2 separate regions of the Mus musculus genome follow, and region 1 is linked to region 2. Evidence: chromatin contacts called from ENCODE POLR2A ChIA-PET data. All regions are on one chromosome and are shown on one strand. Each heading gives the region's core, a stretch centred on a gene start or an enhancer-like site at or near the end of the contact. The rest is flanking DNA. Distances are from core to core; before and after follow the strand shown.

Region 1 (5,420 bases), core at 2,855-5,354, 670 kb after region 2:
GGCAGAGGCAGGCGGATTTCAGAGTTCGACAGAGTGAGTTCTGCCAGGGCTACACAGAGAAACCCTGTCTCAAAAAACCAAAAAACCAAACCAAAACAAAACAAAACAAAACAAAAAACAAACAAAAAACGGGACGGGACGGGATTCACAGTTTAAACTTCTGAAATACACTTGACTTATGCACTGCTCACCTGAAATATCTTTGTTTTAAGGGTACATGGGCTATGATGGGGAATACCTATAATCCTGGTACTTAGTTCAGGGTCATTCTGGGCTGCATGGGGAAATTAAATTCAGGTTTTCAGGCTTGGCAGCAAGTCCCTTAACCCACTGAGTGGTCTTGGCCCACAAATGCTTAGAAGTTATTGTGAAGAACATGAGAGTAAATGCTACCTTCTAAATGACTTTGGGAAACATTGCTACACACACACACACACACACACACACACACACACACACAGAGAGAGAGAGAGAGAGAGAGAGAGAGAGAGAGAGAGAGAGAGAGAGAGTCTGTCCTCTAACTTGCTCCAGCAACTGAATAATACAAAGAGGTAGGCAGCAGTAGCCTACCCATTCTTACCCAGCGTGGGTAAGAGATTAAGAGAGCAGCAGGTCTTAAGAGAGTAGCAGACTAAGACAGGCTGTGTCTTAGTCAGGGTTCTACCGTTCATGAAACACCAGGGCTAACAGCAAGTTGTGGAGGAAAGGGGTTATTTGGCTTATACTTCCACATCATTGGAGGAAGTCAGGACAGGAACTCAAATAGTTTCAACCTCAAACTCCAGAACCTGGTGGCAGGAGCTAAAGCAGAGGCCATGGAGGAGGGCTGCTTATTGGCTTGTTCCTTATGGCTTGCTCAGTCTACTTTCTTATAGAACCCAGGACCTCCAGCCTAGGGATGGCACCACCCACAATGGGCTGGCCCTGGAGGAAAATCACTAATTGAGAAAATGATTTATAGATGGTTCTCATGGAGACATTTTCTCAACTGAGGTTCCTTCCTCTCTGATAACTTGAGCTTGTGTCAAGTTGACACACAAAACCAGATAGTTTAGGCTGTGAACTTATTAAACAATAAACATGAGTAGTAAAATAGGTCTGAGCCAGGTGTGGTGACACACGCCTTTAATCCCAGCACTGGGGAGGCAAAGGCAGGTGGATTTATGAGTTTGAGGCCAGCCTGGTCTACAGAGTGTGTTCCAGGACAGCCAGGGCTATACAGAGAAACCCTGTCTCAAAAAAACAAACAAAAACAAAAACAAAAAGGTCTGAAAATATACATAAACAAAATTTTGTGGACCAACTGATTATGAAACTGCTGTTTCATTTTTGTTATTTTACTTTTATTTTATTTTGCTTTTGTGTATGGATGTTCAACAGTGGCTGGCCTAGAACTTTTTATTTTAGAGCAGGCTAGCTTCCAACTCAGAGTTTCACCTGCCTCTGTCTTCCAAGTGCTGGAATTAAAGGCATGTGCTGTGCAAGGCTCTATTTAATTTTTGGTGTTTTTTTTTTTTTTTTTTTTTTTCCGAGACCGGGTTTCTCTGTGTAGCCCTAACTGTCCTGGAACTCACTCTGTAGACCAGGCTGGCCTCTTTTTGTTTTTGTTTTTGTTTTTCGAGATAAGGTTTCTCTGTATAGCTCTGACTGTCCTGGAACTCACTCTGTAGAACAGGCTGGCCTTGAACTCAGAAATTCACCTGCCTCTGCCTCCCCAGTGCTGGGATTAAAGGCGTGTACCACCATGCCCCGTATTTGTTTTGTTTTTAAGCAGTATTTATGTATTTCAGGGGGCTCTTGCCCATGCTCTAGCCCAGGTGCACCTTGAACTTGTGATTCTCTTGGCTCTGCCTCTTGAGTAGGTAAAATCACAGGCCTGTGGCTTGGTTAAGATTTTTTTTTTTTAATTACCATTTGTAGTATAACTGGTCTCACACATTCCAAGATTATTAAGGAACATTTATATTTATATAAACATTCATTCATTTACTTTTGAGATACAGTTTCTCTGTGTAGCCCTGGCTGTTCTGGAATTTGCTCTGTAGGCCAGGTTGGCCTCAAATTCAGAGATCCCACTGCTTGCACCTCTACCTCTGCCTCACAAGTGCTGGGGTTAAAGGCTTGCACCACCACTGCCTGGCCACTAAGAGTATTTATAGTTAACTTTGATAAGGCTACTTTCAGATGATAGCTGAGTATCCTTATATTGGTGTCAACTCCATCTATACAGACTTACAAAACCTTAAGAATCTATGCTTTATTTTTAGCTCATGAGTTACTTGGTGCTATTTATGCTGTGAGAACAGGATAAGCACAGTGTTTACTGGAAACACCTCATGGGGGATGGAGACTTTGATTTATTATCTTCTAATTTATTATTATTATTATTGTCATTTTTTTCCAAGACTGGGTTTCACTATGTACCTCTGACTGTCCACTATGTAGACCAGGCTGGCCTTGAAACTCATAGAGATCCATCTGCCTCCATGAGTGCTGGGATTAAAGACATGTGTGACCATACTCAGACTATACTTTTTAAATACAAAATGTCTTCCACAGTTATAGTCTAAAGGTTAGCCTTAAATATTTCCTCTTAAGGGACTTAGGAAAATCCTCAGGGCATGTAATGACAGTACTAACCATAACGAAAACATCTGTTAGGCACATGTAGTCTTCCTCAGAAAAACTGAACTTTGTTGAGTTTCTTAGATCAGGAAGTATTATTTATTTTTATTTTTATGGCAACTTTGAAAGAGACTCTACACAGGATGGCCAATCCATTTTGTCACTCACTCACTTGTCCCTTGAGGCAAGGTCTCATTATATAGCCCTTGCTGGCCTGAACCCTCTAAGACTTGCAGGGATCCACGAGCCTCCACTTCCTGAGTGCTAGGGTTAAAAGTCCATGTCACCACACCCGGTCTCTATTTTGTCATCATTTTGTAACAGTTTCTGACACAATAACTTCCAAATAAGTACAGGTTTTATTTTTGAGTAAGGATAGCACATAGGGCTGGCAAGATGATTCAATGCTGGCCTTAGGGCATGCTGACCTAAGTTCCATCCCCAGGACCCACTTGTGGGATCCAAGTAGTAGGAGACGAATCAACTCCTAAGAGTCGTCCGTTGACTTCCACGCGCTGAGGTGCACACTCAATAAATAAACAAATACAATTTAATCTAATTTAATCTTTTTAGAGCCAAATACTTTTCGTAAATTACCAAACTGAGCCTTTTCCTTCTCTGGTTAGTCAGTCTTTGGTCTTCTGAATTAATGAGAAAAATTTTTGAGTGTTCAGGATACTTTCATATTTTAAAATTCAAGGATTAAATATCTTATATTTTTTTGCAAGGGGCTCGAGTTGTGGCTGACTGGAAACGTCTAGGCTTATGCAGCCATGCAAGTTTATTACGAGCAATACGAACTATATTGTCTCAATTTCAGTAAGGCAATATTAGATGATTAAAATCGTTTTTGTTTTTTGTTTTTGTTTTGTTTTACCAGAAGAGACAATCAGCTCTTGAAGTGCTAGGGCTGAGTCTGCCAGAAGCACCCATTTACATTTCTGTGTTACAAAGAATGACAGGTCCTTTGCACAAGTTGGTAGTGATTCTATCAGTCATTTCTCGCACCTGTTAGGTTGAAATTATTAGCATTATTTTTTAAGCCAGAGCTGAAGACGACCGACCAGAAAGAGATGAAAATCGAATCACCACCCTAGGGACATCTGTTAATGATACTACACACTGTGCTTCTCGTCTTACAAAAATAGAACTGCAAACTGGATTTCCTAGGATGTGCTGGGTGGCCGACATTTTCCGTGGCAGGGGTTTCACACGTTCCAGATCTGAATGGATATTAAATGGCTGGGCGAAATGCCAGGTAGCCCTTTCCTGTCACATTAAACAGCAGTGAGAACGGGCGGGGTAACCCTATTCTGTTCCGGCACGGAACGCGGTGGCTCGGACCAAGGGCACGCTGACGCGCAGGTAGCCCGGAGCTGCGTCCTGGAGACGCCGCCCGCCAGCGAACAGCGCCACCGGCTTCCGCCCTAAGCGCCCAGGGCTCCGCCGGCCTCTGCGGCAGGGCCGCGGAAACCCCGTAGGAGCAGGGCGGCCGAGGAGCGCGGCGCGCGGTCGCGCTGCTGCAATATTCTTCCGCCGAAAGCAAAGAGTCCCAGACCCGTTCCCGATTCGTGGATCTCCGGGAACGCTGTAATACCAAGTAATAGTGAAATGTGGATTTTGTCATCGACTCCTGTAGGGCTTCACCTCCGGTAACAAACTCCAGGAGTACAATTTTGTGGCTTCCGAAAGGGGAATAAGGAAATTCCTCCGCGAGAAACGGGTTCCGGCCGCGAGCCTATAAAAAACGGGCGGCGCCGTCCGCCTGTCTTTTCAGTCGGGCGCTGAGTGGGTTTTCGGATCATGTCTGGTGGCTCCGCGGATTACAACAGGTACGGCGCTCCCGGGGCGGCCGGTGGCCTGTAGTCAAGGTCACTAGGACCCGCGTTGAGGTGGGTTGCTTGGCGGCCACACTGCAGGTATGCGGGCTTTTTCTTAGGGCACACACTTCTCCTTGTGCCCTTCGAGAAGCTTCCATGATGGTAAGACTCCAGATGTTGGGGAGACAGGACGGATACAAGAACGGAGTATTAAGGATGCCCTTTCTTAGGACACATTGTGACATCTTGGCTGCTGCCCCTCCCCGTACGGGATATGGCAAGCGGAGCCGTGGCGCAGACTGCTTAGGGGCGGGTAACCGGGACCCGAAGGTTTATTGGCGGCCAGTGGCGCGAGCTGGCGTTCTTAGGGTTCTGTCGAGATGGGAGATTGGACGGCCAGGGGACGATCACCCTGGACCGTGAAACGGAGCGACGGAGCCGTTGGCATGGACCTGCCTGGGCCTTTCGGCGTCAATCACGCCGGCTTGCGCAGAGTTAGGGGCGGAGCTCGGCGCGCGGAGCACTCGCGAGAGCTTCGCTTCCCAAGCGGGAGGGCCTGGTCCTAGGGCACTGAGTAAAGGGGCGTCTATACTTAGGGGTCCAAGTCCCAAGCTGTTGGGGAGGGCGAATGGCGCTTCGCAGCATTGCGGCCGGTTTTGAGGCGTTTTCAGCAGAGCACAGGGGCGCGGAGGGGAATGAGGTACGGGGTGGAAGGGCCCTTTAAGGGTCTCTGCGTGGCTTGGAAGCAGTATGTCTAACTGCAGTGTTGTTGTCAGCAGAGAACATGGCGGCCCAGAGGGAATGGACCCCGATGGTGTCATCGAGGTAAGGAGTGGGTGTGGACGTTAAAGGTTTGGAAAGGTACATTTTTTTTTCATGTCTTATTCATAGTTTCATTATTAACTTACAGAGCAACTGGAATGAAATTGTTGATAACTTTGATGATATGAATTTAAAGGAGTCCCTTCTTCGAGG
Region 2 (5,373 bases), core at 2,029-4,528:
AAAGAGGCCAAGAAAAAAAAAAAAAAAAAAAAAAAAAAAGAGGAAGATTCAAATGCAGGAAAGAGGTGCAGAGAGAGTCCACCCACGCCTCCAGGGAGAAGACACACCACAGAGGTCAAGGACAAAACAGAACAGAACCAACTCACCCCTGGGACCATAAAAGGGACTTGCTGATCACAAAACCCATCCATGGTGCTTCCAAAGTCTCCGCTATCACTTTGAAGGGCTTCAGCATTGAGTAGTTTCTTGGGGGTGGTAAAGAGATACTCCTGTAACATGGATTGGGAAGATTTAAACTCTGGCGGAGGTGGGGTGGCTTAAGTTTATACAAGTCTTTCCCTCTTGCCTGTGTAGCCACCTTACCCCCCCCTCCCTCCCTCTCTCTCTCTCTCTCTCTCTCTCTCTCTCTCTCTCTCTCACACACACACACACACACACACACACACACACACACACACACACACACACTTTAGTATTGCCTGCCTGTCTACCACAAAAGCCAAAACCAACCAAAAAAAAAATCAAACCCTCCCTTACTTGCACTGAAAAATGACCTTCTAGGACATTTGTTGCAGAGTTTTTGTTTTGTTTTTGTTTTCTTTTGTTTGAGACAGGGTTTCTCTGTGTAGCTCTGGCTGTCCTGGAACTCACTCTGTAGACCAGGCTGGCCTCGAACTCAGAAATCGCCTGCCTCTGCCTCCCGAGTGCTGGGATAAAAGGCGTGCAGCACCACGCCCGGCTTTGTTTTATTTTTTAAGATAAGTTTTTAATTAAGATTTGCCACTTTATGATAGGAACTAGAGAAATTGGGTGTTCCATGTTCCAAATGCATGGTGTGTCTCAAATGCATTTTGTAGGTATATGGTAAAAATACTAAGTACAGTTCCAGGAACAAACTGATCAAAAGTATACTTTCTTCACACACACACACACAATTCTTTATTTAAACCCAAACCGTCTGTCCAAACAGGTGTGTATACCTGAAATGACACAGCATCTCCATGGCAACCTACAAAGATTAGCTGCCATCTACTCAATTTCTAAAATAAAACATCTATAAAAATGAGAGATAAAGGAAATTCAGTTCCACTGCACATATTTAAACATTTCTACCAAAAGGCCAAAAAAAAAGGAAAAGAAACAGAAAAACAAAACACCGTCATTGAAATCTTTCAATGCAAAAATATCCATGAAAAGAAAACTCCCTGTTCTACAATGACCTCAAATCTTCAACAAAATCAGTCAACCACTGGTAAGAGCTGGGCTTGGAACTAAATCAAGAGGGGAGACACTTTTCTAGCGTGGGAGGAATTAGCTAGCAAGTTTAGGTGTTACCTTCCTAAACACTTAATTTTCCAAATAAAAACTCAGGTCAAAATAATGGGGGCATAACAAGTATTTATTCACCTCAGGTCTGAATAACAGACAGGCCTAACTAGCATTTTCTTTTAAGTTGTACACAAACTAGGGAACACTTTTCACAGTAACCATTTCCATCTGACTTGTTTTTCACGCTGTGAGCACCATATCAAATTTTCATAAGTGAGCAGGATACAAGAAAACCCTTCACAGCCAGCACTTGGCCCAAGTAATCAGATATTTTCAAAGTCAAAGGAAAGAGAGTTCGCAACTTCCTAGAAAAACACTTCTGCCAGCTTGCCTTCCTTCCACACAGTGCAAACATCGTTCAGAATGAGGCCTCTCTTGAATGTCACCAACCAGGACCCAAATCTGAGAATCTTTAGTAGACTGTGGAGAAGAAAGAATTCTGTGCTGTATTTTTAAAAATTTTGACTAAGTTGTGGCCTCAGAAATTCTTAAATGTCTGTTGTGGGTTAAGAGAACAACGTGTAGGAAAACCAGAGGATAAAATATTTTTAGAAGCTCATGATGCGCAAAAAAATATCCTTTGAAAAAAATCGGTAAAAAGAAACTTCCCTAAGAGATTCCAAAAGCAGCAGCAAGGATCTTCTAAGCAGCCCTTCGAGTTCAAGAGCTGGAAACGTCGTGTTCAAAGTATCTTTTAAAAGCCTGCAGGGAAGGCTTCGGTTCATCCTGGAGTTTAAACCACTTCCTTTGTGTCGTCGTAGTCGCTCCCCCCCCCCAGCCCCCAAATCCAGGGTGCCCCCAGGAAAACTTTAACTGGGCGCAGCGACCGGATCGAGGCCCCTCCCCGTGGCGCGCAGCGAGCCTGGTTTTATGAATGGGAGATGGAGCCGCGGCCGCCACCGCAGGTAGAGGCTGTAACTGGATCCCTCGCGCCCGGCCCCATTCACAAAACAAGACACACTTCCACCCAATTCCCAGCCTTCCCATTCATGAAAACTCCTTCAGCTGCGCCCCCGCCCCCACTCCCAACGCACGCTTAGCCTCCGACGCAGGCCCCTCACCCCAGCGTTTTAGGAAGAAAGCTCAATGCTTCATTCACAAAAAAAAAAAAAAAAAAGGGAGAAAAAAAAAAAAGCCTCAGAGCTCAGAGCCCAAGAAAGAAACCTGCTTCATTCATAAAGTCACCCACATTCAGAAAACGAGGTGCAGCGCTGGCCGATACCAGCAGCCTCATTTGCTCCTGATCACACATGCCGCCTCCCCTCATCACCCCCTACTTAATCAGTACCCCCTTTGCGGGGGAGACCCCGAATCATTCACGAGGTTCCAGCACACTCTCGGCAGCCTCGGAACCGGTTCTCTCTTCCCCCAGGCCGTGGCTCAGGCGGCCCCAATACCCTCAGCCCTAAGAGGAGGGAGTGGGGGGCTGCGGGCCCGCTGCCCAGTCTCCAACTTGCCAGGCCTGCAGAAGTTCGGGCAGATCCTGCACCCTCAGGCTGCACATGTCGGTGTCATTTAACTCTCGGGGTTCTGAAGCAGAACCCCTGAAACTGCTGCTCGCCTCCCCCCACCCCCCATATTAAGAGTCGCGGAGCGTTTCTTCTCGCGAGCCTCCCAGGGCCCTCGGGGGCCCACAACTTCGCGCCCCGCACCCCGTTCTTGCACCCCGCTTCTGTAGCCTGAGCCGGGCACCCCGCTCCCTGCACCCGCTCCAGCACCCCGGGTGCCTCCTCCGCGGCGTGCGGAAACCCGTTCTCCGCTCGCTCCGGAACCGCTAGCCGCCCCCGCCCGAAGCCTCCCAGGAACCGAACCGAACCGGGCCTCGGGGGGAGGGGGCGGCTAGCTCCGGGAGTCACCCCAAGCACGCCCAACTGAGGACCCAGAACCAGTCCGCACCTGAGCGGCCACTCCGCGCGCCCGCCTGCGCGCCTCCGTGGCGGGCTGGGCCGCAGCGATCGGGGATGAAGACCGCTCTGCGCGCCGGCCTCCGGACTCTGCGCCGCCCTGCAACCCGCTGCAGCACTGGCCCGGCCCCCGCCGGCTCCGCCCGCCGCCATTGGCCCGCAGCCCAGAGCACACACGTCCCCATTGGTCGGCGGCCATCCCCGCGGCTGCCCATCACCTCTTGTTTACCCTGTCTTCAGGCAAATCCAGCTGGGCCGCCCCATCATCTGCGGCGCCCATTGGCTAACGGTCGGCCTCCCTCAACGCCCTCAGAGGTCTGTTTTACATAATTTATGCGCTGGGCGCCATTGACCAATCAGCACCGGCTTGTTTATATAATGAATGTAAGGACGTTTTTCATTCATAAAAAACGCGACCTGAGGGGGAAGCTTAGCTGAGTCAGTGAAGCTCTTAAAGGGGCCACTCGCGAAGTTCCCCCTGGCCTCGGCCTGCACCGCTCCTCCCGCCACCCCCGCGCGGGGCCGCTTGGCGCCAGGCGTTCGCAGCTGCAGCAGCGAGCTAAGTTATCATTTTAGAACTCAGGCGAGAGGAATTCGTCATTCCACACACAGAAACTCGCTGACCCTGCCTGGGCGTTCGGCCCATAGAAACACAAAAAACGGAAACCGAGCCCTCTAATCTTAGCTACCTTGAAGAGAAGCCTTAATTTTTTTTTTAAACCAGGTTTCCAGTGGGAAAAAAAAGTAGTTACCTTCCTTTAAAAACCTGAGCTTTTCCAGATCTTAGTGATGTACCCATGTTGCCAAAGCCTAAGGCCCGACCCGATCGCGTCTTCTCGGGCTAATAATTGCCTCTGAGCTCTACAGGCAAGAGGCTACAGCCAGAAACCCGGTTCGTGGATCGCACCGGGCCGGTAGAGGGCCTTGGAAGCACAAATCCCTTTGAAACGTGCGTGCAGTTAGACCGCTTGCTTCTCTCCCGGGCTGCTTGTTTTCCATTTAAGTGTTGAATGCAAGATGGTGTGTTTGCGAATTAGATCCCGTGCAGCTGGGAACCGGGAGAAGCAGTGTTGCTTGCCAAAGGATCGGGCATTGACTGCAGTTGTTGAGATTCTTAACAGGGTGTTCCAGGAAACAAATAAAACAATCCTCTGCCCCTTCCAACTCCTCGTCCTGCTCCTGCCACCGACAATGGCCGTTCTCTTCTTTTCCCAAGGACGCTAGGGTGCTTGTGAACGAGTTCTGTTCTCTACTAACCGGGCAGCAAGGTGTCAGCGTTTGGAGAGTTGAGCCTCAGCAAAGCGGGTCCCAAGTTGTTACCCTAAGGGTGCCCAGTGCCCCACAGTGAAACACGTGGTGTGGATTTCTAGTCCGCGGCCTTTCCCCCCTAAGCTTGTGGATCAGAGCTGGTACTTGGTGTGTTGATTACAGTCCTTGACCAGTTTGAATGCTGGGATGAGACCTGCACCCAGGTTCAGTGGGCTGAGTTATCGGTTTTGCCGGAGACTGGGAAGGGCACCAGTTGAAGTGTGGGCAGGTGCTTTGAACTTTTAACGAGCAGTTCCTTGATATTTAATTTCCTGCCTGAGCACAGTGCTTCCCTTAGCTCCTATTCTAGTTGGTGGCTATAGAGTTTGTCCTCTTGTACCCGTGTTCCCAGCTTGTTTCTGACGTCCTGAAGGCTTTCAATTCAGCAAGGCCCACACTAGTTCCAGATCCTCTCTCACCGGCTTGGTCCCATCACCGCCATCCCTCCCTGTTCTCATCCCAGGCCAACCTCCTGCCTGGTTGAAATTTCTTCAAGAATTTCCTACTCCCCTTTGCTTAATTGTCTCAGATCCCAGTCCTCTAAAAGTTCTGTGGCTTGCTGTATCAGCTCCAGTGCAGGCCTCTTCACAGTGGTTCCTTCACATTCCTTACACTCCACGCCTGGAGTGTGGCTGTTGTGACCTTTGCCTCAGACCGAAGCTCTCCATTCCTCCTTGAGAAGAGAAATTTGAAAGTGTGTAGCAATAAACAGGGGCTAACTGGAATGAGGGAAAGTATTGTGTGTCATACTTGATTTATGTATTTGTTACTCTTTGAGACAGGACCTTGATACGCAGCCGGTTTGGCCTGGAACTCACTATGTAACCCAAAC

The links. ChIA-PET counts read pairs that join two places held with the same protein, here RNA polymerase II (POLR2A).
Region 1: POLR2A ChIA-PET joins it to region 2 with 13 read pairs in Patski. The contact joins the promoter of Eif4a2 here to the promoter of Etv5 in region 2. POLR2A ChIA-PET finds 5 or more read pairs at or near these places in 2 of 5 experiments (Patski and embryonic stem cell).

What each region holds. Positions count from the first base shown.
Region 1 is chr16:23,103,364-23,108,783 of GRCm38, forward strand. Eif4a2 (eukaryotic translation initiation factor 4A2) reads left to right here and starts at 4,105. Exons shown (of 11, transcript NM_013506.3): 1 at 4,105-4,457; 2 at 5,225-5,270; 3 at 5,356-5,420. The coding sequence starts at 4,429.
Region 2 is chr16:22,436,292-22,441,664 of GRCm38, forward strand. It overlaps Etv5 (ets variant 5), which reads right to left and starts at 3,279. Exons shown (of 13, transcript NM_023794.2): 1 at 3,226-3,279; 2 at 147-269. The coding sequence starts at 191.